Regions from separate parts of the Homo sapiens genome. Here region 2 is linked to region 1. The links are chromatin loops, found by intact Hi-C in ENCODE. Cell type or tissue: HepG2. All regions are shown on one strand. Links, peaks and the distances in the headings refer to the core of each region. The heading gives the core; the rest is flanking DNA. Region 1 has its middle 300 kb from the start of LINC02027. Region 2 has its middle 260 kb from the start of LINC02027.

Region 1 (13,373 bases), core at 4,961-12,960:
GCAAAAACCATTAAGTGACTCCATTTCAGCTACCTATTAGTGATCAGGTTGAAAAACAATGAGAAAAAATGGAAAGAAAATCACTGCAAATTCCATTGGGGTAGATTAGAAAGATGTTAAATTACTCTTTTTATCTGCCTTCTCTGATTAGGAAGCCTAAAGAGCTTACCACCTTTCCAAGGAGTCAGCATGTCACTTTAATGTTTTGCTGCTGTTGTTTGGTTGATTGCTGTATATATATATATATACATATATATATATATATATATATATATATATATATACATATATATATATATATATATATATATATATATATATATATATATATATATATATGTATTCTTGCTCTGTCACCCAGGCTGGAGTGCAGTGGTGTGATCTTGGCTCACTGCAACCTCCACCTACTAGGCTCAAGTGATCTTCCCACTTCAGCCTCTCAAGTAGTGGGGACCACAGGCACACATCACCATGTTGGGTTTGTTTGTTTGTTTGTTTTTTGTATTTTTAGTAGACACAGGGTCTTGCCATGTTGGCCAGGCTGGTCTCAAACTCCTAAACTCAAGTAATCTGCCCACCTCAGCCTCCCAAAGTGCTGGAATTACAAGAGTGAGTCACTGTGCCCGGCCTTTAGTGTTCTTTTAAATAGCATTCATAATCTTTTAAAATATGTTTTACAAATGAAACATTGTGTTTGAGTGACATGATGGGGAAGGAGCCTGCAGTCCACAACGTCTCTGGCTTCCTTTCTTGCATTTTCTCAGAATTACTCTTACAAGAGGAGAGACAGGGACATTCTAAAACTGACAAAAATAATCAACTATGATAAATATTCCTGTGCACCCAACCAAAATGTATTGCATACCTGTGTGCACCAAAGAGAGAAATACACAAATACAGAGATGAGACCCTATGCAAACATGCACACTGGTAAACATAAACAGTTGCAGATTTGAATATTTGTATCAGTTAGGAAAATGAGAACTCAGTAAAACTTTTCAGCAAAGTAAGTGGTTCAAAATACCTGCTGTTTTCAGAAATGCCTAATTAATCAGGAATCTTTTTCTCAAATTGTATATTATGGAAAGTAATTGCCCTACTTTCTTTTGATAAAATTATTGGTTTATCTGAATACAGTTACTTTAAAATATGCTTGTGATAGGCAAGTGTGTATCTTACTTTTCAATTTAATGAGGTTTTACTGAATATTCACACAATTATTAAAATATTTTCATAGACTTGTACTTAGTTATCTTATAGCTAAAGTTCTAGCAGCATTTAAATATTTTTTTAGAAATTTTAAAACCTGGTGAATTGTTAACAATTTTCATGCTGAAAGACTGTCTGTCAAACTGAAATAGCAACACAATGCAAGCCATTTTGTGACTCAGTTCTTGATTGCAGACAGCTGAGATTCAATAGCTAAAGGGGGAATTGAGGACACCATCCAGACGTCTGTAATAATTTCCCTCCTTTTTTTCCCCAAACTTGAATGCTGCATCAGTGTGTCTGCGTATTTCTTGTCTCTATAATTAAACAGGAGAGCAGAACTGATACACATCTTGATCATAAAAATTTACCCGCTCACTAGAAGACTCATGAACATACCAGCATAGTTATCTGGTCAGAAAACTTTGCTTATCATAATTCTCAAGGCCCTGGTTCTGACACCTACAAATGAACGTCTAAAGCTACTGTGGCTCATCATGATAACCTCAAAGGTATCCTGGAGACATGAAGCACCTTCAGGATGAGAGGAGATGCAGCGAATATTAGGACCAATGGAACCTTCTTCAAAGCCTGGTCTCCTCTGAGGTTCACATTCCTTATGGACACGTACACATGTAAATATATATACATATACATTCATACATGCATGCATATGTAATTTTTTGTGATGAATCAAGTAATGTACCTTAACATAGATACAATTCTGCAGCACTAGGCTATGTTTTCTGAAAGATAAGTAATATACTAAATAGGATTCTGCAACATAGCTGAATTCATGGCCTAGACTAAAGAGTTACAGGCTTTTCTTGAATCTTAAAACAATTCACGCAAATACACACATACACACCAAAGCATCACACACTAGCCAGCACATGAACACACACAGCCAACACTCCAGAGTTTTGTTCACGTCTATCACCTTGATGCCTTTATTCATGCTCAAACAGTTTTCATTCTGATCAATACTGCCCAACGCTGCTTTGTGACTCTTAACTCAGGGCATCAAAGCTGGCATTTGATAGGTCCTCTTAGCATTCTAGCCAAGGGGTCTTTTTTCTTTTTCCATTTGGCTTTCAGTGTCCAGGGCAATCTCCTGTTTAGAGGAAGCAATCCCATTCCAAGTCCCTGACCCTGGAAAGGAACACATATACTACTGCTATTTCATGTTATTTTCAGGTTTAACTACCAACGAAAATTCTGAGGCTTCTTTGAGAATCCTCCCAATTTCTCCTGCAACATGTCATCTTCCACTGGGTTCCATTTCCTTCTTCTGCCCAGTAAATGTTTCCAAACCTCCATTCAGTACATCGGTAGTACCTGAATTCCCCACCCACAAGCCAAATCCTGTTGTCTAACTATGTAGAACACACAGCAGTATGCAGTTATGGCCTTCTATCTGAAAGCATGGAACTGATTGACAGGTGAAAAACCTGGGTACAGAATGATTACAGAATAATTCTAACTTTTCAAGTAATTACCTCGTGCCATTTTTGTCATTTCCCAACTGCTCCAACCCTGCCCAACAATATGTGTGGGAGATTCTCTACCAGCACCATCAGCTTCAGTTAATCTAATGCCTGGCAAGGAGTTAGGAGTCTATCCCTAGTGGGTAGAGGTTGAACATACTTTAGTGCTCCACCAATTTAGGATAATGACTGGGTGAATTCTAGATCCTCTTAAGCATTCAGTTGGAATTGAACTTGGCTGGTCTTTGTCATTCTCACAGTCAGGCATATAAATAAATAAATGTGGTCATCTATTGATCCAGATAGAAACATTCACTATACATCACTATTTCTAAGAAGCTCAACAAAGTTGACCTCTAATGTATGAATATCAAAAAGCAATCCCATTAGAAAGGGTACACTTCTACATCCACTGCCAGGTCAATGCTTCTAACTACAGCATTTTCCAGTCTGACCTTATTTTAAAGGCTGTTACTGATGTTCCCACACCTTTCATGGCCAAGCCCATACGGACTATTTATTCTCTATTCAAGGAGCATGGATACATAATAAACAAAGTAATACACATATCAGCCCTCATGGAGTACATGCTTATGAAAAACAGAGACACTAGAATAAATTTAAAAAAACAATATTTAAGGTATTATGGTAATGAATGTTATGAAAAAATATAATATTGGATAAGAAAAGAGAACACACATCAATGCACTGTTTTAATATACTCCCTGGTGATGTGATATTTGAGCCCAGGCTTGGGTGAAATGAGACATTCAAATATGTGGAAAAATGTTCTAGGAAGAAAGACCTGCAAGAAAAAAGACCCAGAGATATATGGGCCATATGGGAACAGAGCTCTCAGAACTTACTCTCATCCTTAGTTATTTGGGACTTTGTGACACTTAGACAGAATCCAATTGGTTTCACCAAAATTTTCTATAAAATTTTATTTTTAAAAAAATAGATTTTTTCCTTCTTTCCTTCCGATGGCATGCTCATCGCTCAGTTCTTTATAACATCTTACAAAGAAGGGTCTCCAGGGTGTGCTAGAGTTCATTATTGGACTCCAAAACTCCCAGTCATTCTCCAATCCAGTTCATTCTATTGTTACAAAAATTATCTTACAAAAACAAAGATGGTAGAAAGATACAGTCCAGAACACAATGCTACTTCTGAGTTCTGGCCTTAGAAGCACTCCATAATTTCACACTTGCCTCCCTCTGCAGGCTAAACTACTGAGGTATATTTAAAGTGTCAACTTGTCTAAGTAGTGACTATATCCCCTTTTCAAGAATCTCCTTGCCTGTATGACTCCAAGTTACAATTTGCCACAAGAGAATTCTATTCATCATTTGGAAGGCAAAGTAAAGATACAGTCATTCTTCTCCAAAGATCATGTCAGTAGGATATGAGAATAAACAGACACAGAAGTGCTGGCAGGCTCCACCTTATCCTTGATCTCCCTGTTCCACAGTTAGCTTTTTCCCAACTGCTGGCTCTGCTGATAGAATCTCTAACCCCTCATGATACATAAAGGCCGCCCACTTCCCCAGCTCTCCTCCATGGTGCACAGCATCAGCTGGAGGGACCTGCTTTTCCAGATCCTTTTGCAAGTTATAATTTGCCACCCACATCAGTGATTCAGAAGTCTTAGGAATTGACATTTTTCTGATTCTACATCTCCCCTTTTCAAACTTTCCCTTCCTCCTGTGGTTGGGTCAGGTCTTTTTCCTATAATAAATCCCTTATTCCACAATACTCAGCTACTCAGTGATTCACCATCTTTATTAAATGCAGACTCATTCAGCCTCTCTCTCTCTCTCCCTCTCTTATCTCTCTCTCTCTCTCTCTTTCTCTCTCTGTCTCTCTGTCTCTCTCTCTCTCACACACACACACTTACTTCTAAAACACTTTTATGTACACTTCTATTGAAGCACATATTCTTGCCCTGTGAGTGAGAAAAGGTTAACACTTTATTAACTTTTGACTTCTTTTTTTCCCTTCTAAATGTGACTGTGGAAATTGGTAGTCATGTAGGAAATGCAATTCCAGTACCACTTGCCTAGTGAGCAAATACGGTCTGTTCTGCTCCCACATGTACACTTCTCTAACACTGATTACCTTATACATAATCAAGACTAGAAAATAATGGAAGTTCACATGCAGGTTTTTCTAGGGAAAGGAGCCAGAATAGCCAGAGTACAATTGTAAGTTTCATCAGAAGAGGAAAAACTCCTTAGTTCAGCTGCTATACTGATAGAAGCACTTTCAGCTGTACTTCACGAGAGTAAAAATGAGTACCTGTGGCCGGGCGCGGTGGCTCACGCCTGTAATCCCAGCACTTTGGGAGGCCAAGGCGGGCGGATCACGAGGTCAGGAGATCGAGACCATCCCGGCTAAAACGGTGAAACCCCGTCTCTACTAAAAATACAAAAAATTAGCCGGGCATAGTGGCGGGCGCCTGTAGTCCCAGCTACTTGGGAGGCTGAGGCAGGAGAATGGCGTGGACCCGGGAGGCGGAGCTTGCAGTGAGCCGAGATCCCGCCACTGCACTCCAGCCTGGGCGACAGAGCGAGACTCCGTCTCAAAAAAAAAAAAAAAAAAAAAAATGAGTACCTGTGTGCAGGGCTCTCCCCAGAGATGTTTGCTGCCAGTTTTGCACAGCCTCCAGCTTGTGGCACGTTTCTCTTGATCCTGTGACCCCTAAATGGGAGCTCCGCTGGCTCAGAGCACAACTTGCTCTGCATCATCCCAGTACCCGCAAGCCAGGATATACAACCTATTGTTCTGGCAATTTTAAAAAAATTATCCTCTGTGGCCATCACCAATCACACTCATCTGCCTGCTTTGTCATTTGTGTTATATTTCCACATACAAATTAATATTTTATTTAAAACTTTAGTAACAAAGTTAAATAGGTTTTGAATCCCTGCCCATTTCTATTTCCAATAAGCCGTGTTATTTTTAGTGTGCAGTTTTGAAGAAAAAAAGATTATCCAATAACACACACATTGTTATGCCAGAAATATCTAGGCATGACTTTATCTCTTTACATGAATCTATAGGACAGTAATATTGATATTTGTTAACACAATAAAATTATGTGTTTTTATGAGTATACATATGTCTATGTATACGTTTATCTTATGTATTGATTTAAATACCTCTTATGTGTGTGAATCTTTGCCTCAAGTTATGGAAAAAATATTGAATAAAGTTGACAAAGTGAAAGTGAGAATTGACACTTGTCAAAGTAAAATTGACAAAGGAAAGTTCTGAAGCATAGCTAATTAAAGCTAAATTGTAAAGTAAAGTAAACTTGACAAAGTGTAAGTTCTATTAAAGCATAGTCTATTAAAGTGTGCTTTAATAGAACTTACAGTTTGCAAGAGAGACATACCATTGAAATTAAATACAATCCTATTTGCATAATAGTAGAAGTTGGAGATTTTTCCAGAAATCTGCTCTTGAGGGGACCTAACCTGTTCTAGTGGTCAGGAAGATTCTCCTGAAGAAAACAGTATTTATGATAAGATCTGAAAGGTGAGGAGGTCTTCAGAAGAATGAAGTAATGGTGAAAGACAAACAACATGTATGAAGGTGGTGAAGTAAGAGATGATGTAAAAATTCAAAGAACTAGAAGAAATCAGAATTTGAAACTTTGAGTTGAGGGGAAATATTCCCGGGGATGTGGTAAGAAGATACAAGTAGGACAAAGGTCCCAGACAGTCTTGCTAGTGACTGTAAGGAGTTGGAACTTTATCCTGATGGCAATAAAGAATTACTGAGAAATCTTAAGGAAGGGATTGTCTAAATCAGAATATGCTATTAAAAGATTACTGTCTTTATAGTAGATGAATTGCAGATACAAAATACTATAGTATGTAAGACATTTAGAAGCTATTACAGAAATTTAAAAAAAACAGTCTGATCAAGGACAAGAGAAATGGGGTTAGAAGAAAGTGGCCTTGTAGATGGAAGATTCAATAGGTCTTGGCAATTCATTTACTGTCATTAGTGGATAGGGAGTTAAGGCCTTCGGTGGAATCATCAATTACCCTTAGGTATATTTGTTTGAGTAACTGGAAGAATGAAGCAACTTAATGAAATGGGAAATCATGGAAAAGGAATAAATAGAAGGTAAAAAGGAAAAAAATGAATTCGAATTATAGATGTGCTCTATAAGCCTAAAGGGGAAATTTGTCCTGCAAGTATATATCTGGGTATTACAAGTATATTGATGGTATTTGGATCTCGAGAGTAGATGCCATTGCCCAATGAGAGTGTATGAAGTGAGAAAAGAATTCCTAAATTGAAATACCCACAATTAGGAAGTAACTCCAGGGGAATGAGCCTGCAAAGAATGTGAAAATGTAGGAAAATGAAAGGAGCATAACACCACAAAAGCTAAATGAATTATGTATTTTAAAGGTGAAAAATTAATCATTGTGGTTTAAAAAATTATGAATTCTCAGAACCCATTATGTGTAGTTTCATTGTCTAGATAGTGCATTGTAATTTCAATGAGATTGGCTTCAATAGAGGGGTGTGGTAGAGGTCACAATACACAACAGAGGTGTCAATAAAGATTGACACGGAAGCCAAAAATTGCAAAAGGAATAGAAGGTGACTTGAAAATTTGACTGTGAAAAGGAGACAATAGATAAGGCAATAGGGCAGGGTGGCATGGAAGATGAGGAAGGTTTTTCAGACACGATGCTATGTTTGTGTCTTCATGGCCATACGCTTGCCTTTGCTTCCTCATGACTTTTTTTTTCTTTTTTTCGGACTCTTGTTCTATTGCCCAGGCTAGAGTGCAGTGGTGCAATCTCAGCTCACTGCAACCTACGACTCCCTGGTTCAAGTGATTCTCATGCCTCAGCCTCCCGAGTAGCTGGGATTACAGGTGCCTGCCACCACGCCCAGCTAATTTTTTTTTGTATTTTTAGTAGAGACAGGATTTTGCCATATTGGCCAAGCTGGTCTCAAATTACTGACCTCAGGTAATCTGTCTGCCTAGGCCTCCCAAAGTGCTGGGATAACAAGCGTGAGCCAGACATTTTTTCTTGGAGTAGCAATATCAAATTACTAGGACATGACTCTCCTCTCCCATGTTTCTTTTGCTTTCAACTTTGGTTCCAGATCTCAACAGCCTCTGAAACCAATGTTACTGCTCTAGTAGATTTTTGTAATGCCTGCCCCTTCCATTGTTATTTCCTAGGTTGCCACATGTATCACAGTTTTTGTCACTTCTATACCACCCAGACTTCTTGATACTCACTGATATTTCTCTTCTGCCTTCTTTGCTACTGCCACCACTGTCATTAAGAGGTTTTTTAGCAGTCTTTTAGTACCCTCCTCCAACACGCAAAAAAATACAGATAGGCTCTTGAGTTTGTTATAGAAATTCTATTTTGGAACTTGTAATGGTTGATTAATTATGAAGTTTTATACTTAAAATTACCGGTGCTACAAAATGTGAACCTGAAGTCCAGCATAAAATTTCAACATCTCAACATTCTTCTACCTTGTGGTAACTTTTCTTGCTCTATGAAGAAATGTACCTGACCAAATCCAGGCTCACTTACAGGAACCATTGGCCTCATCCTCACCTACCAGTTTCTAAATGCTCTTAACCTTTCCTCCCAAGATCACAAGTGTGCCTGTTGATACTTAATTGTGTCCAAGGAAGGCACAGAAATTCGGTATCATCATTCCTAACTAACCACCACACAGTCATTTATCCTCTTGCAGATGAAAAACATATTGTTGACATCCTCCCCCAAGTTAACTGCCCCCTCAAATGAACCTTGGAAACGTGCTTTAAAGGAAACCAAGAGTAAACATCACTTGAAAAAGAGCAGTGTGAAATGTGCAGCATGTTTCTCAACATCTCATCATAGCAAAGAGTAATCATCAAAGGGAAACCAGTCAAGGTTAAAAGCAGCACTGAAAACTGATTCATTTGGTAAACAAGAATAGGTGTAATTATCACAAAAGCAAACTTTGCTAAGGGGATAACTGTCAGAGCTCTTGCAGTAAAAGGTCTCTTTACCATTTTAATCCGACAGGCTGAGAGTTCCCTAGTGAAAACAATTCTCAATAAAATCACAAATGTAGCTCCAGCATTCTTTTAAACGGTCGTGTCAGCCACGGCTACCAAAACAAGCTTAACATTTACAGTTCGAATGACACTCGTAGATTGGCTGATAACACAGATTATGAAAAATCCTTTAGCACTATGTTTTTATGTATTGGTCAATACTCTATCAGCAGCCACACTGTGAAAAGTTGTGTTTATTTGCTTACTGAAAGTCAGATGGGCCTGACCCTTGAAAGAAACCAAAATCAAATTTCAGTGTGGGATATAATCATGTATCCAGAACCTTTAAAAACAGGAGTGAACTTTCAGGGGACTCCAGGTGACTCTTGGCTCTATTCTGTAAAGGAACCCTTATGGCATTTTTGAATCACTACTGTAATATTTCTCATGGGTTTTCAAGCAAAACCCTCATTTGGAAAAGATGGTAATTGAATTCAAGAAAGGAGAAGTAACTTGTTCTAGGTCACACAAAATAATAATAAGCCTGACTCAAACCCTGGACTTTTGACACTCAGGCCACTGCTCTTTTTATTATTCTAGGATATCTTGCTATCTGTTGGAACTTGATGTGATGAAAGTCATATCCTAGCTCAGCACTATTCAATATGATATCCACAGGCCACATGTGGTCCCTGGGCAGTGGAAATGTTGTTAATGTGATTGAATTAAAATGGAAAATTTAATTGTTTTTAATCTTAATTAATTTACATTTGAGTTGCCATGCCTAAATCTAGATAGTAGCTACCACATTAGACAGTGCAGTAGGAGTATGCAGTAGTCAGCCTACTCAGTGTCCCGGCTATCTGTCTCTCCCTGTTCCCAGTTAAGCTGACACAGGAATGGAGAGGATATGAGATTTGACTGTTGACTCTTTGAAACAGTGGCAATGACTTGTGTTTCCCTTTATTTCATATAGATTCCAACACCTGGCTTTATACGAAGTAGGCACAAAACAAAAATCTGTTGATGCTATGTATATATTTGCTTTAACAAATGCCATGGGTAGAAAAGAGCACAGCTTAGAAATTGCTTCCCAGCCGGGCGCAGTGGCTCACGCCTGTAATCCCAGCACTTTGGGAGGCCAAAGTGGGCGGATTACCTGAGGTCAGGAATTCAAGATCAGCCTGGCCAACATGGTGAAATCCTGTCTCTACTAAAAACACAAAAATTTGCCGGGGATGGTGGCAGTTGCCTGTAATCCCAGCTACTCAGGAGGCTGAGGCAGGAGAATTTCTTGAACCCGGGAGGCAGAGGTTGCAATGAGCTGAGATCATGCCACTGCACCCCAGCCTTGGCTGCAGAGCAAGACTCCATCTCAAAAAAAAAAAAAAAAAAAAAAAAAAGAAAAGAGAAGAGAAAAGAAAAGAGAAGAGAAAAAGAAAAAGAAATTACTTTCCTAAAATTGTCCTACTTGTGCCTTCCAGCAGAGGGCACCCATACACAGTTGTATGATCTGGACACAATTCCCATGTAATACAACTGTCAGTGGTGTTCACCGCCTCCACTGCCCACATGGTGAAAACATGTCCCCTCTTTATAATAAGCCATTTATCTCTGTCTAGAGAAGAAACTTGGCAAGGTCAGTTCACTTTTTTGAAATGAAAAAAAAATAATGGACAGCATTATTGATTTGACTTTCCAGATGGCTATTTAAATGGTAAGTGTAAGCTCTCCATTATTAAAAACAGAAAGAAAACTGACAGGAAAGTTAAAACCAGACTACAACCACAGACTGGCCTTTAATTATCACTTGCTTTTATTGTAAATTTTTTTTTCATATTTCTTATGTAGCTCTCCCCTGAAGTCCCCTCAAAAACAAATGGAATCAGCTGTTGCTGCAGTGTAACCATGTTTTCCTGTTTATTTTATTTTTGTTTGTTAGTTTGATTTGTTTCCAGAAAAGCAGAGCCATTGATGCCATATGTTATCAAATAAATACCCTTTTTCCAGGGGAGGTCTTTTTATTTTCTTATTTTTTTAAATAAGTAAATTCTTAAAGATTTAAGGAAATAGATGGCTTAGAACAACTACCATCAGTCAAAAACTCTTGTTAAATAAATCTCAAGGGAGCTACTTTACAAATCCTTGCAATGCATGTCAAATTCCATCGACTTCTTAAGAGGCCAAAAGGTCCTTTGACAGGGGCTCAGAATGGTTTCATCTCCTTAAGCTGTCCTCTTTGAAGCAAACAGTTTTGATGCTCTGAAAACCAACATTTATATCTATTGCTCCAGTCCCCAAGGATCATAATTTATTTGAACTGAAGAATCAATGATGTTACCTACGTGGTTTATTTAAAGACAATTTTGTTGTTTCTATGTAACCTTAGTGCTGTCTCAGGAATTCTTTTAACTCAAATGATGATTTTACTTCATATATTTAGCTTTCTGTCTGTTCTGATATTCTAAATTCAAGAAAAGTGGCTAATTGTTAATTGGAATTTGTCCCTAACAACTGAACCTTATGCTGTATGCCATCGGTAACGGCCTTTGAGGAACGTTATTAAAACCAAGGTAACGTATGCCCATACACGAGGGCTAAGGGAAATGCATGGCGATTGTAAATATTTATAATAGGCCTAATCTGGTGGTACTGAGCAATCATTCAATTAATAAATCATGAATGGAAAAATATACCTGTGTAAATATTGTCTTCTGTATTTAAAGGCTACGCTTTTGCTTGTTGCAATAGCAGTGAGTTTCACAATGTTGCATTTGGAGATGATCTTAAATCACAGTGGCAATTACTGAGACTTTTAGAGTCTGTAGTCAGCAGTACCATAATTTTCATTTAATAGGCTTAAGAATTGGCCTGTCATCCATCCTTCAGAGCCTTCAACTGAATGATATAAGCCCAAGATACTACCCTTTAGATCTCAGGAACAGCCATGAAGAGAATATATATATACCAAGATTTGGGGGATTCTAAGATTATACTTAACACAATTTCTAAAAAAGGGCTAACCCTACCGAGCTTTCCAAATCCCCAAGGCCCAATTATATTTCTTTGCTTCAGCATCACTTTTCAGATGTTTTCCCCACTGCTGGTGAACACAGATAACATTGGGGTCACTGGTGATGAGAATTTTTGAAAAACAGGTAATTAAATATTAAGCTACTTGTAACTTATTAGTGATCACAATCATCATTTTCTGAAAATGTTAGTATTGTTCACAAAATCATGTAATCTTAGAGTTGAAAAGTCTTCAGGTGTAAAATAGTCTAAAGTATTTGCTGCAGTTTAATCTTTCTTCCATATTTAAGTTCTTCAACTATTTTAAAAGAGCCACCATACCTGCCCCTAGAATTTTCTCTCCTCCAAGCTAAATATCCCTGGTTTCTTTCTACTGTTTTAAATATGTGGTTCCCCTACCCTCAACCTCCATCCAACCTCAGTCACCTTTCAAATCTAATAGGCCTTCAGATGTATTAGATTTTAAAAACAGGCACATAACACCTGAATCATAATAAGCTTACAGTCACATTGGAATCTTGAGTCTTTTTGCATGTGCTTCACACAAGAAGCTATAGCTTCTAGAATCTCATTTTGATTAGATTTTTTGAACTAAGAGCAGTTTTTCATAGTTCTCATTACAAAATACAGATTATCTGTTGTTTCAAATGCTTTTATCTTTTTGTCTCTTAATTTGAGTCAATGATGTCAGAAGAATATTTAAGGTATGTGTATCTAAAGCAACAAAAACATGTTCATAGTAAGACATTATGAGAGAAAAGGGAAAAAAATAGACCAAATACTTTTATTTACTCTTCTCTGTAGGTTAGTAGAGATTTATGGATTCCAGTAAATACAGTTATGTAGTCAGAAGCTCTTTTACATAAAGATATATTCAAGCTGAAGTTTTCACTGACTGTAAAAACATTGAAGAATGATTTTAATACATTTAAAGTCTTACTTAGCATAACTAAAGTTTTATTTTTAGGAAAATGTAAAACTAATTACTTTTAGTAAGAGTATTGGTTAAAAAAACCTGGAAAATTAATTTAGTTTACAATGAGATCCAACAAGTAGTTTTGAGACCTATGATTTTTCTACTGTATTAAAAATCACTAACAACCATTATAATTTATTATAATATTTTAGAGAATTTTTCACAAGTTATCAAATTTTTAAAAAGCTTTTAAGAATTTACATGTATGTATATACCACAAAGATTGTGTCTAATCAAAATGATTACATATTTAAAGTCATTCATGTTCATTAAAGTAATCAATATTTTAAGAAATCTAAGCGGCCGGACGCGGTGGCTCACGCCTGTAATCCCAGCATTTTGAAAGGCCGAGGCAGGCAGATCAAAAGGGCAAGAGATTGAGACCATCCTGGCTAACACGGTGAAACCCCGTCTCTACTAAAAAATACAAAAAAAAAAAAAATTAGCCGGGCGTGGTGGCGGGCGCCTGTAGTCCCAGCTACTCGGGAGGCTGAGGCAGGAGAATGGCGTGAACCCGGGAGGCGGAGCTTGCAGTGAGCGGAGATCGCGCCACTGAACTCCAGCCTGGGCGACAGAGCGAGACTCCGTCTCAAAAAAAAAAAAAGAAAAAAAAAAGAAATCTAAGCAT
Region 2 (16,431 bases), core at 4,234-12,233, 52 kb before region 1:
TAGTATCCAAGAAAGACCATGATATAGAATGAAAATTCACATAGAGCCATCTTTAGATAAGAATCAAAAGATCATCAAACACATATAATATTTAGTGAATATTAATATATGGCATCTTAAATGTGAGAGAACACAAATGTAGTGCACAAAATTTAGATGAATGCATTTTTTATGAAGACAGGCCTAAAAAATCACTCTACCATAGTGCTTCCAGTACGAATTTTATTTTTTTGGTTAAAGAAGCATGTTTTGTTTTTTAAGAGCTACTCAAACTTTTTCTCTACCAGGCAAACAAAACAGATCATGAGAATCCAAACATGTATTCAGACAACTTTTGTAACAGGACAGTTCATATTAGAAAATGATCGCCCTGCTATGAAACGAGCTCTCAGCACAGGGGCTTTTGGCTACATCACTCTGCAAGCACCATAATAGCTACTTTTTCTCAAATGCTAGAGTTCATTTTTAATATTAAAAGCAATATTTCACTATTCTATTATCTTTTTGTTTTTACATGACACTTAAAATTAGTTTCTGACAGATACAACTACCCATACATAGAATAGTGTATTGAGCCGATGTGTTTGTTGTGAGAAATACAGTCAGAAGAGAATTTTATTATGTTTTACATTTGATTGTTTATGCACGACAGTACATTTAAACTGAGTTTCAGCAAGCCAGTTGCCAGAGATTCAAAGCCTGACAAATAGCACATTCTCTTCACTAAATAAAGAATGTACAGGAACCCACACCAGCTTACAAGTTATTCTTTATGAACAACAGAATTGCTTTTTGCCTATTTCAAACAGAACCCTAAATGTGCCCAGCACAGCAAGAGAGAGCATAGGAAGCAAAGAGAGTTTAATATTCCAGCCCAGCTCACTGGAAACAACCACCACAAAAAACTAAAATGACAGAGCAGTGTTCTGTAGAGCAACATGATTTGTCTGCTTTAAATGGAGAATAATGGTTTTAAGTTTAGAGCAGAACTAAAGGGCTCAATTACTATTCATGGATTCTGAATTGTTCTACTTTAGAAACTCCTTTAGCATGAAATGTTCATCAAAATCAATGCATGAAACTATAGAAAAAAAATAAAAACCCAGTTTCCCATATGAATAAAGGACTTCCCAACTAAGAAAGTCTATAAAAAAAAAAAGTATCACCAGTTTACACAAACCCATCTTAGGCAGTAGGACTAAACATTTTAAAGTAATAATTTTTGGTTGAATGTTGATAGGCAGAAAATTTTATATATATAAAATCCAAAGTCGTCATATAGAAGACTTTAGTACTAAGCTACCATTGATTTTCTTTAATCTTTAAAAACTATACTAATGGTTATCCAAACTATATGGACATGCTTTTTACTGAAACAAACCATTGTCCTTGGAATTGAGTAGGTTTACTGAAGACAATAGTGTAACAGTAAATTGAAAAAATATATGATTTCTTTAACTATTTTTGTATCTGACTGTAAGGATCTGATTAGTAGCTTTCACACTAAAGAACAATAGAGCTGTGAAAAAATTATTCAGTAATAGAACAGTTGATAATCCTTTGGTAATTAGAGATAAGTGACTTTTGTTTGCTTTTTTCCCCTATATATTCCCCCAAATATTATGTTTTTCTAAAATTATGCAAAAAGAGGATGACGTGACTCCCCAATCATGTATTTAGAAAAAGAAAAATGCCTATTAATTTGTGAAATATATTAATTTAGATTGGTTTCCCCCGACTTACTTTCTCATGAGGATAGTATAATCTGAAAATCATTGGTAATAAACTAAGGTAAAAATGCATTACTATGTACAGACTTCTGTAGGAAAACATTTGCTTTTATATTGACATTGGCAAAATTTCATGTGGACTATTATGGATTATAATTGCATTTCATTTTGCTATATTAAAAAGTGTCAAATCCTAAAACCAAGCAAAACATTATCTGTGTTTTTTTTCATTATGTAGGAGAATGGTAAAGTCCTGAAGGCAATTTGAAAGCCGTAGTTAACCAGCTCCTTCTGTTTGCATATTCAATCCCTCAATGTAACATATGCATAATTTGATCATCATTGTGTGCCATCTGGAGTATACTGATTGAACTGCAGTTTGAAAATGAGGGTTCAGAGATAATTTGGTTGCATACATTTAGAACTGAAATGTCTCTCATGGAGCAGAACAGAGTTATTTAAAAACATAACTATGACTAAAAGATGAAAATATATTCCATAAACTCAAGAAAACCAAGGAAGACAATTTTAAGTCCTCAAGCTTTTCACTTTAAAACATCTTAAAATTTTATTAGCAATGGTATTCTACGGGAATTGTGACAAAAAACATTTGTACCTACCTGTTAGAGCAATAATTATACTTTTTCAACCTAGTTTACATATTTTATTTAATTTATCTTGGAAGATTTAACCCATTATCAACAAGCAATATCAGTTAAAACATTGGTATACTAATTTTTTTTCACTAACTGTTACTTAATGTTAGGTTAGGCTTAAAACTTGCATGAGTTCATCACATTTGAGTACCACAGCTGAGCACTAATTGCCATAGAAGCTCATGAGTGCCATATTGAAGACTGAAGATTGTCTAGTCCAGAACTTTTACTTTCAGATGCCAGAGTGTGATGTCAAGTGAGATACTTTATAAAATGAAAGATACAATTTTAAAATGAAATTACCTCTCATATAGTTTTAAGAGCAATAGTTTCTCATAGCCTCCTATTGGAAACCTTATTTTTTTTTTCACGTTTTCTAATACCACTGAATGGCTGAGCCACCATATTATGATGGGTTACTTATATTACATGGTCAAAAGTATTGCCATCAAGAAGGAAATTACATGACCTAGACTTGCTAAAAATACTAATAATTTTCGAAGGGCTTTAGGTGGTGTATGAGCATTAGCCTACCTGCATAATACATGCTACTCTTTCTTACCGGAGGAAGAGAACTTTTCTCAAATTACGGGTTTCCCAATTTATGTAAGAAAGAACCCTATTATCAAACAACCTTCTGTTACTCTATTACCAAGCAATACCACCTCAGGTGCTGCTTTCTTGCTCAAACTAAAGGCAAACATTGAGCTTCCCCCTGTAGCATTGGAGTCTTCTCCCTCCCTTTATTCCTTTAGTAGGCACAACATTTTCTGGGATATTCTCATACTACTATGATTCATTTGCTCCACAACAGAGGAGATGTCAAGGCTTGAGCTTAAATACTTTGAACTGAGAGGTAGAGAGTGCGAGTGGACATTCTCAGACAATCATGGAATCCTCGCCACTGAGTGAGGCAATTCACAACTGCATTTCCCCTTTATTTATCCAGAAGAGCAGAGAGGAGCAAGCATCTAATCTATTATGATCCCGTCACAGAACATGACATTCTAATTCAGTCAGTAGGGACTCACAATAAACTCAAAACCACATTGAGTGCCTCCCTGGTATGACAATTGATTACATCTCTTAACCTTTCTGCATCTGTGGTACCATCTGGAACATTTAGTGCTTACATTTTTGCACACAAAGAACAGGTAACAGCATATAGACCCAAATACAAACTCACTCCTTCTACTGTAAGGCTGCAACAACAATAAAAAGAAAACAGTAGGCAGAATAACCTTGATTTCACAAAAGATGTCATTCTAAAGAAAATTGAACACATAACCCCAAAAATAATACGTTGTGGGATATCTAATATAGGATTATCAATTCAAAAAGTTATCCATTCACCCTTTCAAAATGGATTTAGCCGTAGAAGAGACAAGAAATACATCATATAAGAAACTATTATGTACATACATTATACTTTATTCAAATCTAAGTACAGTAGTGAGTACTAATATCCTATATTAGTATACAACTTGATCAAAGCTACAGAACATTAAATTATGGAGTAAAAATACAGACCCAGTTTTACTCCCCACATCATTATTCTTTATATTGCATTATTAAATTTAATCCAGTTTAATATTAATCCTTTTGACAAATATTTATGAAATGCTATAAAATATGTTAGGAACCTCTTTTAGTTGATGAACAAGTGGCAAATCCCTTTATTATACATAAAGAATTGTGCTAAGTAAAGGATAAAACTTGTTCCAAGCAAAAGTTTAGAACAGGGTTTCTCATTTGGGACCGGATAATACTTTACGTTACCCCAGAGCTCTCCTGAGCATTCTAGAATTATCTAGCAGCATTTCTTCACTACTTGGCATGCCAGGAGCACTCCCTCCCTCAGTCATTACAAATGTCTTCAGACATTGCCAAAGAATGTCTTCTGGGAGCAGCCCTTTACTCCCACCACTAGCACCACTGAGAACTATTTGTTTAAATTAAGGTGGATGGACAAGTTTTTATGAATTACATGAAGAATGTAAACTCCTGGGGGGAACAGGAATTGTCCTAGTAAGCTGCAGCATTTAATGCAGGAACCCTCTCAAAAAAGGAAGGGAAATACTGGTTGATAAAAGGATAAATGAATGAAAAATGAGAGAATAAACTGCAAAAAAACATTCTTCAGTTAAAGCCAGAAATTAACACTATTGCAAACACTAGTAAATTCAAATAAGTGAGAGAAAACAGGCTGGTTTTCCTCTTTTAGATTTCTTGCACTAGTTCCCAGACAGAGGAAAAATAGAAAGTATGTGAGAAAAAGCATTACTCAAATTGGCACACACTTCTGCCATCACCGTGCTTAGAAGTTTTCTTCTCTCATTTGTCTTAGCCAGGCTCTTGGCGTCTGGCAGTGAGCTCTCATGACCCATCGCCAGCTGTGAAGTATGGCAGAAATTCACAAATAATTGTTTTTTCCATAGAATAGAAGGATTATAATGTTAGTCTTTGATAACATCATTCTTACACTCTTGTGTTTCTAAGTACCTTCTTAAGTGAAAGGAAAAGCAGATTTATGGCAACACATGGGGAAAACTCAGCACCCACAATCTCTGTAATCAGTGTAAAAGCCTTAGTGAGTGTGGTTAGGGCTGTACTGATGTACACTTAACTGTTGGGACAATTACGAATCATTGCCGTGCTTGAACATGCAACTTTATAATGACTTCCATTTCCTCTCTAAATTTATTCATAGATAAATTTTTAATAATGATAGAAGCAAGGATAGATGAAGAATAACAAATCAAAAGACAAGATTATTTTAGGGCAACATTCACATCCACATTAACAATGGAAAAACTGGTACTTTGTATGTGCTGTAAATATAAACAATATATTACACAGTAATAGCAGGTAATCTTGAGTTCTTTATGAATTCCATATCATACTATTTAACTCATTCAACAACTTTTACAGATAAGGAAATTGAGAAGTAGGAAGTTTACCAATGATGCTCCCTTAAGAGGACACAGGGTCTCTCTGAACATAAGGCTCTTCTAAGGCTTCCTCCCTGAATTCTGTTTCATTCCCAGATCCCAGAATGAGCTTTCAGAAGCCAGTGAGTGTCTCTGGAATAGCATGTCAGTGAGACCCAAACAGGACACTTAATTCCAGTACTAAAGATGACAGTTCTTCAAGAATGGTCTCCAGCTATTTCCTCTGAGCAGGATTCTGATGGTAGAGGGCTTCTGAGGCTTTGCCAGCTTGAAGCAGGATCAAATCACACCCAAGCTGTGATCTTAGTCTGAAGAGAGCTGAATCTTAGTCTCACAAACAAGAGCACACAGAAGAGGTTTGGTTGGCAATTTGGGAATCATGAGAACATACTGAGATCTACTGCCCCTGTACCTGTTTGTTGGTTACCCATTGCAATCAGACTTGTTTGGTCTCCCAAGTTTTTAGTAGAAGAGTATATATACACTCTATATTCAAACCATTTCTCTCTTGTCAGGCACATTTCTGAGTCACCTACTCAGTTGTCATCTTTATTCATGGCAAGATGTCCATTTTTGACAATTCATTGCTTTTCAGCATGAAAAGAGAACACCACTGCTTAAATATGGAGAAAGTTCCACTTTCAACAGTTGAAGTAAACTGCAGCATTTTTATACTCATCAGTGAAGAAAAGGAGGTTTGCAAATCCTCACATTCCTGCTGTTTCTACAAAGTGCATTACCTAAGGATTATGAATTCTAAAGATTTTACAAACCAGGAGAATTTATCAGGGGACACAAAGAAAAAAAACTTTCCTGTCAAAAATTGTAATTTCTCAAGAAATTACCAATGAATTACAGTCACTTATGAGATCCCATTTTGCAATATGTAATTAACAGACCAAGGCAGGGTCCCAACCACAACCAACCACTTCAAGTACATAGCCCCTGCACCTATGTGCATGGGTGACTGATCAATTTGTCCTTCCCCAGTCCCCATTCCTGTAATTGCATTGCTGGCTGGCATGAGAAGGAATCAAGCTCATTTGGCTCCTGTTTCTTCTAGTCAAATAAAGGGCTCCTTTTCAAACAAATGACAAGTTGTTTGAGTACCTAATGTGGGCTGCACATTTATATTACTGTTGCAAGCACACAGCTCCTGGCAAAGGAAACAAGATATCATTTCTTCGGCAAAAGGCTGCACTATTTGTATCTATCTGGAAAAAAAAAAAAACCCATATGAACCAAATAAAAGGGAACTAGGGGAGGATAAAAGAAATGTGAAAGCAAAACAGGACGTGTGATTGACACATACCTATAAGACATGCCATTGGCTAAGATACTGAATGGGCTTCCGGCCTCGGAGGAACCTACTATTTCCTGGATCTTCTGAGACAGAACTATAGTCATGAGCTGCATCATGATGTTTTGGTCAATGACGGACCACATATTCAGTGATGGTCTCATAAGATTTTAATGGAGCTGAAAAATTCCGATCACCTGGTGGCATTGTAGCTGTGACAGTTATGCAACACATTACTCTTGTATTTGTGGCAATCCTGGTTAATCAAACCTAATGTGCTGACTGTCATTTAGAAGTCTTCATACATACAATTATGTACAGTACATAATACTTGATAATAACTATGTTACTGGTTTGTGTATTTACTATATTATACTCCATCATTTTGAGTGTACTCCTACTTATATAGAAATTATTAACTGTAAAACATCCTCAGGCCAGTCCTCCAGAAGGTATCCAGAAGAAGGCATTATTATCGCAGGAAATGACAGCTCCATACATGCCATTGTCCCTGAAGACATTCTAGAGCAACAAGACCTGGAGATGGAACACCCCATGAATGTGTGTAGGCCTACGCTAATGGATGCATTTTTATCTCAGCGTTTAACAAAAACAGTTTTCAAAGTAAACAGAAAAATGAAAAACTTTGAAAGTAAAGCCTTCAGCATAAGTTTATGAAGAAAATATTTTTGTATAGCTGTACAATGCATATTTGTTTTAAGTGCTATCACAAAAGAATTAAAAAATTTAAAAACATTAAAAGCTTTAAAGTAAAAAAGTTATAGTAATATTAATGTATTATTGAAGGAAGAAAACTATTTTTTATAAATTTAGTGTAGCCTAAATATAGTGTTTATAACATCTACAGTAGTGTACAGTAGTGTCCTAGGCCTTCACATTCACTCACCACTCACTCACTGACTCACTCATAGCAACTTCCAGTCCTATAAGCTCCATACATGCTAAGTGTCCTATACAGATGTACCGTTTTTTAAATCTTTAACCATCTTTTCTATACTTAGATATGTGTAGATACACAAATACTTAATATGGTGTTACTATTTCCTTACACTTTTCAGAACAGTAACATGCCGTACTGATCTGTAGCCTAGGAGCAACAGGCCATACCCTATAGCTTAGGCGTGTAGTAGGCTATACCATCTAAGTTTGTATAAGCATACTCTATGATGTTCGCACAATGATGACATCACCTAACAACACATTTCTCAGAACATGTCTTCATCTTTAAATTAAACATGACTTCCAGAATGATCTTTGTTATTTCCTAAACCAAATATCTTCTTTCTTGAAAGCATGTTGATATGGTTTTGTTCTGTGTCCCCACCCAGATTACAATTCTCATTTTGAATTGTAATCCCCATAATCCCCACGTGTCAAGGGAAGAAACTTGTGGGAGATGGTTGGATCATGGGAGCAGTTTCCCCTATGCTCTTATTGTAACAGTGAGGGAGTTCTCAGGATATATGATGGTTTTATAAGGGCTTGACCGTTCCTCCTTTGCACGCTCTCTTGCTCCTGCTGCCATGTAAGACAAGTTTGCTTCCCCTTCTGCCATGATTGTTAAGTTTCCTGAGGCCTCCCTGGCCCTGCAGAACTGTGCGTCAATTAAATCTCTTCTCTTTGCAAATTACCCAGTCTTGGGCAGTTCTTTATAGCAATGTGAAAATAGGCTAATACACATGTTGAAGAAAAGACAAGACAGAGATGAGAAAGGAAAGAAAATGAGAGCAAGTACTCTGCCTGTTTTTCTATCAGCATCTGGCTTATTTGGTGACTAGGAAAAATATAGATGGAACAGTACTAGATAAATATAGATTTAAAATTATAGCTTTTTTTCCTCTCTTCAGTAATTCTGTTGTTTGCAGTCTACCTCCTTTGTTCTTTTCCTTCTCCTTTGTCTTTAAATGTTTTCAATTGTCTTTACAATATACACATCCCCCTGGCAATCTATACATTCCTAAAAGTTCAATCACTACCCATCTACACCAGGAGTTTGCAAACATTTTATAAAGAGAGCCAGATAGGAAGTACTGTTTGCTGTGTGGGCCTTATAGTCTCTGTCATAACAAAGGTATTTGTACTCTGCTCTGTCATTTAGAAAATGCTCCCACAGATCATATGTAAACAAATGAGTGTGGCTGTGTTCCAAAAAAGCTTATTTACATAACACTTGCAAGGATGGATTTGGCCTGCTGGTCATAGTTTGTCAATATCTGAGCTATACTAATAACTCAGAAAGTTTTATCTTTAGTCTAGAGCCTTCTATTCTTACACTTTCTTTCTGACTCAAAGCTGTTTCTTCCTTGATGTCTCACTGACCCTTCAAACCTCATTCACTGTGTTCCCCAGCAAATCCTGCTTCCGTGTTCTATATTTCAGGGTTTGGCACTACTTTCACTTCCATCTCCCAAGCCAGAGACTTGGAAATTTTCACTAACCATTTTCTTCCTTGTCCCTCTTTAAATACTTTTGTCAAATTTGCCATCTAAATATAATCTTAACTTTCCTCTCACATAATGTCTTCACACCTGATCGTTTAACGCAGTAAAGAAGGATCATTTCTTTCAGTTTTGCCTTCCTTCCAGCTATTACAAGTGTGCTCTTTGTAAAGTGTAAACATGATCATGTTCTGCACCTGTGCAAATCTTTTGGGGCTCTCCAAAGCCTGATACATTGATCCTAAACCAGATTCCAGGGCCTAATTTTAGACCTCCTTAATGAGAAACCCTGGGGATAATATATAATTATTTAAATGATAATTCCCCTGCAGGATGGTACTGGTAAACCTGATGCTAACTTATCTTTATATGAAATCTACATTCTTGGATATGTCCCGAAAAAACCTTCATGATTTAGTACTGGTATACTTTGTAAACCTTCATGATTTAGTACTGGTATACTTTGTAAACCTTCATGATTTAGTACTGGTATACTTTGTAAACCTTCATGATTTAGTACTGGTATACTTTGTAAACCTCAGCTCTTTTCCCCAGCCTCTTATGCACATGCAAATGTTTTTGATGATCCATACCTACCCCATTGATCTCTTTACTTCTAGGGACATATTGGCTATAATGGCTATAGGCATACTGTCATTCCAACAGCCAGCACCTATATACTTCTTTGTTAGAGAAGTGTCCTTAGGCTGCTGAGACAGCTCTGTCTGCTCACACAAATACCTGAGAATTATGTCCCCTAGGAGCCACCATTAACCAATGATTGCAGGAGAGAAAGAATAGATATATTTACCAGCTGACTGTCTCCTGATTGAGATAACTCTTACAATGTGACCTAGACTGTGTTCAAAACTACCAAGTGGGATTGAGCCAAAGTTATTTGCCATGGGGATTTACATGACATCCTGCTCTTGTTCGACCTCTGTGATGGCTAATTTCACGTGTGAACTTGACTAGACCACTCTTCCCAGATATTTGGTCAAAGACAAGTATGGATGTTGCTGTGAAAGCAGTGTTTTAGATGTGATGAATGTTAAAATCAGTGACTCTGAGGTTATCTTTCATAAAATAGATAGGCCTCATTTAATCAGTTGTAGGCCTTAAGAGAAAAAGACTGAGGTCTCCTGGAAAGAGGGAATTCTGCCAGACTCCCTTCACACTCAAGCTTCAGCATCAGCTCTTCCCCCGGTCTCCAGCCTGCCAGCCTAGCCTGCAGATTTTGGAATTACTTTATGTGACTGCATACAATCCTGTGGATAACGCTGACAAATATAGCCTCCTTATTTTCTCTTTTTTTCCATGTCCCCACTCCTGTACCAGGTTTTCTTGGAAACACTTCTTCTGAAAAGTCCCCACTGAGTAGACTAAGAACCACAGATTTAGTGAAGAGATTAAAAAGAAAAAGCTAAGATATCTATATGTTTCATATAGATCGGTTTGATAGGAATCAAAGGGTCAGATTTCAGGGCACTGAATGTAAGATCACATTCTATACCTTATTCACACACACACACACGCACACACGTCTTTACCAAATGCACTCTTAAGCCTCCACACCCTTATCTATCCTATTCCCGCTTCCCCTTCTCTGCTCCACACCTACCAAAAATATTCTATTAATTATTTAAGACCTGCCTGATAGATCTCAACTTCTAGAAGACATTTTCAGAATTCTCAAGGAAGTTTGAATTACCTGTCTTTTTCTCTTACCACGCTTAGGGTTCATTAAGGCAGAGATTTTTTGAGTCCAAATTTAAAGTATAGTCACCTAGCTGAGTACCTGACACACAGTCAGCACTGAACAACTTTGTCCTGGATAAGCATTAGAAAATGAAATCATAATCCTATAGTATAAAAAAGAGTAAGTTTTGGCCGGGGACGGTGGCTCATACCTGTAATCCCAGCACTTTTGGGAGGCCGAGGCGAGCAGATCACTAGGTCAGGCATTTGAGACCAGCCTGGTCAACACGGTGAAACCTCATCTCTACTAAAAATACAAACATTAGGCGGGTGTGGTGGTGCATACCTGCAATCCCAGCTACTCAGGAGGCTGAGGCAGGAGAATTGCTTGAATCCAGGAGGCGGAGGTTTCAGTGAACTGAGATTGTGCTCCAGCCTGGGCAACAGAGCAAGACTCCATCTAAAAAAAAAAAAAAAAGAGTAACTTTTAATATTCCTTTGCCTCACAAATCAATATTGTGTCTGAAAAATATTTCTAAACAAGTATTTCAATAAACAAATAAGTTCAAATTATTATGAGAGTATAGATATGTAACAACCAAAGGAACTCCAAATAGTTCTGCCAGTTAATTTTGCAAACAAAAATGAGAAAGCATTTTTTAAAAATGAAACTTATTTTAAAACCTTATAAGGTAGAGTCTTAGAAAAAGCAAGGGACTACAATTTCAACAGTAACTATAAACCACAGACCCTGCCCACCACCCTCTATCTCCCAGTATATTTTCATTAACTAAGTAAAGACTTTTAGGAAGGACCTTTTGCAAACAGTTCTTTGAAAAGATATTGCCAAGGAGGAGGAGTCATTGATAAAAGAATCAAGAAACTCTATTTTAAAAGCAGCTAGGTATTATGTGTATAAGTTAACAGCTTTAGAAAGAAGGAAACTCATTTTACCACATATCCACATATTTCATTACCAGAGAAGTCATTTTTTTTTTACCGCTTTGCACATATACCTAGTACTATTAGGTATCTATACATATATGTACTTACAAATATATAAAATCTTATATATATTTTATATTTATATATATACGCATATAAACTTAGGTGTTGAACTCACCAATATTCATACAGAGTCTAATGATTTTTTTTATTTAAAATATGTGTAGAGAGTTTGGGTTCAGAAAAAGGAGATAGTATTAGAACCTACCACATACAGTTATTAAGAATTAAATAAAATTTAATCTAATTTATTGGCATGTGGATTCTTGATCAATATTACTTATTATTATGGTCTTATGCCCTTTATAAGACAAATGTTTCCTTGTTTTATCGTCACCAGAATTGTCACATTTGTTTTAATCACAGATGTTTTGTAAAGGTCATATGCCATGCTGACCAGGTCATCTTTCAATCTTGTTGAAACATGTGAATCAAGCTTTTAGGATGTAGATTAATAATGCTTTGCTGTCAACAACCTAGAGAGAGATCATGATGGCCTATTTCGATTTGTGATTTTGTTCAAAAATTTGCTTTTTTTGAAATTATTTCATTTACACAACTACTTTTAATTATTCTTTTTATAAATATCTGGTTTAATACTGCTCAAAAACAACTCTAAAAGGTAAATTTTGGTTAAGTTTATTAAAGAACAATATTTCAATGTGACTTGATCAAAGAAAATCAGTTATATTAAGTCCTTAGTTTGATTCATCTAATCTATTATTTACAAAAATATTTATATTTTCACAAAATATAAAAGCTAACCCAATTCATTTACAGTATCATATGACTATAATTTCATTTATAATCAGTAGATACCTCAATGATTTTCCTGATTTTAGATACTACTCTGATATTCCTATCCTACATAGCAGTATTTTAAAATGACTAATGAATAACCAGTTGATCTTTCCATCACACGATTATATAAATAACATTTTGTATTTGCATCTTCAAAAAAAAGTAATCTTCCAATGATCAGTTTTGGATAGTTTATTTACTAATGAGCTATGGTTGATTCAAAAGGCCTTGGTAAGGCTCATCTTAGAAGGGATAGCTTGTGCTACATAAACAGATGAGTAACAAAAAGCATTTCATATAGTTAAGGCCACTAAGTGGCTCCACACCTTAATGGCTTTAAACTCCATGAATTTCTGAAATGTCTGCTACACTTCATATGTATCGCTTCTCTATTAATGTAGGATAAACTGTTTCCTTGATAGCTGAACATAGCTATAGCAAATATTTGAGTGGTTAATTATTGCAAAGTAGGAACAAAATTGAAAATCCCAGAGAAAAGGTGTATTATTTGATCAAGACTAGAAAGTGCTTCTTTTAAAGTGTTCCAATGCAAATCTTAAAACTGGGATATTAATCTTCATTCAAGTTTATTAACAAAGTAAATTGCTATAGTAGTATATATAGAATAAAAATATGAGGCTGGGGGTGCAATATTTTGTTATCGCAAGTGAATAAGTTAAAATACTTGAATAAGTTATTTTGGGTTTGAAATAGTTGCAGTTTAATACTGCTGTTTCATTAGTTTGTAACAGCGTGCATTTTTTTCCTTAATGTAAATGACAAATGACAGACAAACTTCTACTTCATAAATTTCTTATTAAGTTGTTGGTGTTTGGGAGGTTAAAATATTTTTTCTATTTGCAAAATAGAGCATGTGGAAAATTTTCACACTATGATATGGAATTCTAAGGACTCTTTCAAATAGAGCAGCAACAAGTGAAAGACAATACATATTATTCAACTTTTATTAAGTAATGTGACCTATGCTCTTAATGTGGAAAGGTAACACTCTTTTACTGTTTCCAATGCTTGTAACATGTGATGTCATCTAAATAACCTGGAAGAAATAGAATATTATGACTAGTTGCAATAATATGAAAATATAACATTTTTTAATGTTCATAAATTTACAAAATTTTAAAAATCGTATTTTAAAACACTAGGTATAAAATAGAACAAGAATTAAAATAATGATAGAAAGTTTCTGACATTTTAAAAGGAAAAACTTTCTATACCAAAGTTAACACTTTTAATGCAGAAGAATTAGCCTTAATCATACTTTTCAGTCAGAAGTCAGCTTTTTTTATTCCTAGGCCACTAAAACATATTCAACGGCCTGAATACCACACACCATGATAATGTATTAGACATGCAATTGACTTATTTAAAGATGATAGCATGTTAAGTGTGAAGAATAGAAATATTTTTAAATAATTGAGTTTTTTTTCATTGAAATGACGCAAGAGCATCAAAGATAATGACCAAGCACATCCAAAGAAACGTAGGTGCTTTCAAATCAACAGGACAGTTTAAAGGATGGGGAGAGAACTCAAGGATTTGCTCAGTATAGGAATTTGATGTGAGAGCCAAGGTTAGACTGAAACAGACAAAAAAGAGAATTAACATTTACGATGAATTTACTCTGTTGTGCTTCCTCTACTAGACAATTTACAAGACCACATAGTATCATGAAAACAACTCTGGGAAGAAGTTTTACATTTGAGAAATCTGTAATACAGTTAAATTTTAAAATAATAATGATAAAACTCACACAACAAGTGAGGGTGATGACCACCACCTTCAGATTCCATAGCCTTGCTCTGTACCACCATCCATTCCACCTCTGGTATCATTGACAAGCTCAGGAGAGATTATCCAGAACTTGTTGAGTAAAACACTGTAGGCACAGCCAGGATTGCGAGCAGGCACTGAGCTTCATCAGAATTGAGTCTTCCACGAGTAATTTTGGATTGTGCTGAGTAAACCACCTCTACTGATGACGAGCTGGGCTATCATCTTTAGTTAACAAGTTTCTTATCTCTATCAAGACCATGAGCTACTAGAGGAGGTAGATGACGTAAAGGTGATGATGATCTCAAACTATGACTGCATGAGTGAATAAGCATGAAACATTTTGCTGATATATTATCTCTGCTATTAACACACTAAATGGTTTTAGAGAAATCAACCCACCATTCTGGTCTTCAATTAATCTCTGAAATGCAAGGGTTGACTATAATAACTTTTTGCTGTTTATTTATTATTGTTGTTCTTTGTTTCTTCCTATCCAACTAATCTGTGTTTGTCTGTCATGCTACATGCTCTGAAATGTTAGCCTAAACTCTCTTTTACGTGGTATTACCAAAAATTAAGATGCCAACTATAATTTTTTTAGAGAATGTAAGTCTTTTTCTATTCAGAATATTTTAAATTTTATAAAGTAAATGATTAAAGGATGGACCAAACTACTTTAGCTTTTTAACACAAAATTTTAACAGATTCTTAGGGTATCATTGTCATTACTTCAAATAATTTTAAAGCAAGCAAGATGCTTAGGCATCCAAGGCTATTGCTGCTATTCTGAATTAGCCCACGCTACAAATGATTTGATGTTTCCCCCACTGTGTTTTCTTCCCCCTCCTTACCTCTCACTTCGTAATTTCCTTCTTGGAAATCATAACATACTTATGTTTCTTATATCTTATCTGCTGGGACCTAACCTAAGAAGAAAATAAGAAACTGAGCAAAAAGTTAATTGCACACATAGACTAAAGACCACTCTCAAGCCTTAGTGTGACTCCATAATGTTTTTATCTTTACATTTAAATCTTTTTTATTTAATTCCATTTTTTCTATGAATCTCAATTTCTTTATTTCTGTCTGTTAGATAGAAAATATACTAATACTGAATTTTCTGTCTCAGAAATATATTAGCTGAGACAATATAAGTGGTGTCTTGGGGAAACTGAGGAATAGTTTAAATAATAAAGTTTGTATCTTCTTATGATAAACAAAATTATCTTCTTTATATATGATACCACCTAGTTAAGTTTAGTCACTGCATATATTTCCACATGTTTTCTCACTATTTGTTGACACTTATTTTATAAATTTTTTCTTCTTAGTAGAGACTCTAATCCATTTTTAAGTCTAGGTCTTTAAAGACTTGTCCAAGATTCTTGAGAATCATGTACCATAATATGCTCAACTTGATTTAATAATTTACTTCTTACTAAATTTCAATAGGATATTTTTAGTAATACCACAGTGGCCATACAAAATGAGTATATTTCTAAACATAATAATAACATGCATTTAGGTTGCACTTTATAATGTCCTGTAAACTTCATTACAGATTGTCTTATTTCTTAAAATGTTAAACTTATATCTTCTCCTTTTCCTGGGAAGAAGATATTATATATTCATACAAACACTTTTACATGAATGTTCTCAGCTCTTCCTGTAATCACCAAATATTAGAAAGAGCTCAATGTCCGTCATCAAGGGTATGAATAAATAAAATGTAGTATATCTAAACAGTGGAATACTGCTTAGCAATATGAATAAATGAACCATGAATACACGCTACAATATGGGCGAGTCTCAAATAATTACGCTGAATCAAAGAAGTCAGGCAAAAGCGTGTGCGTGCTCCCTGATTTTATTTCTATAAGGTACTGGAAAATGCAGACTAATTTATGGTTTACAGGAAGCAAATCAGTGGTAACCCAGGGTACAGTGAACAGGCACATCAATGGAAAGACTATGGAAGAGAACAAGGAAAACACTGTTGTCATCCATATTCACTACTATGGCTGTAGTGATGGTTTC

What was found. Peaks named below come from ENCODE experiments on the same cell type or tissue, not always from the same donor. Only the 100,000 strongest peaks of a DNase experiment are listed, where the experiment ranks them.
Region 2: a loop joins it to region 1, with 8 times the contacts of the local background. A loop is called at or near these places in 4 of 110 quality-filtered maps.

Annotation. Positions count from the first base shown.
Region 1 is chr3:81,291,933-81,305,305 of GRCh38, forward strand. No RefSeq gene overlaps it. Among named protein-coding and RNA genes, the nearest start is that of LINC02027, 300 kb to the left of the region's middle. In HepG2, for the core only: a CTCF peak has its summit at 10,234 (motif pointing right); DNase peaks (open chromatin) are centred at 8,609 and 10,249; H3K27me3 peaks cover 908 bases.
Region 2 is chr3:81,240,992-81,257,422 of GRCh38, forward strand. No RefSeq gene overlaps it. Among named protein-coding and RNA genes, the nearest start is that of LINC02027, 260 kb to the left of the region's middle. In HepG2, for the core only: no CTCF peak of the experiment used is centred there; a DNase peak (open chromatin) is centred at 8,730.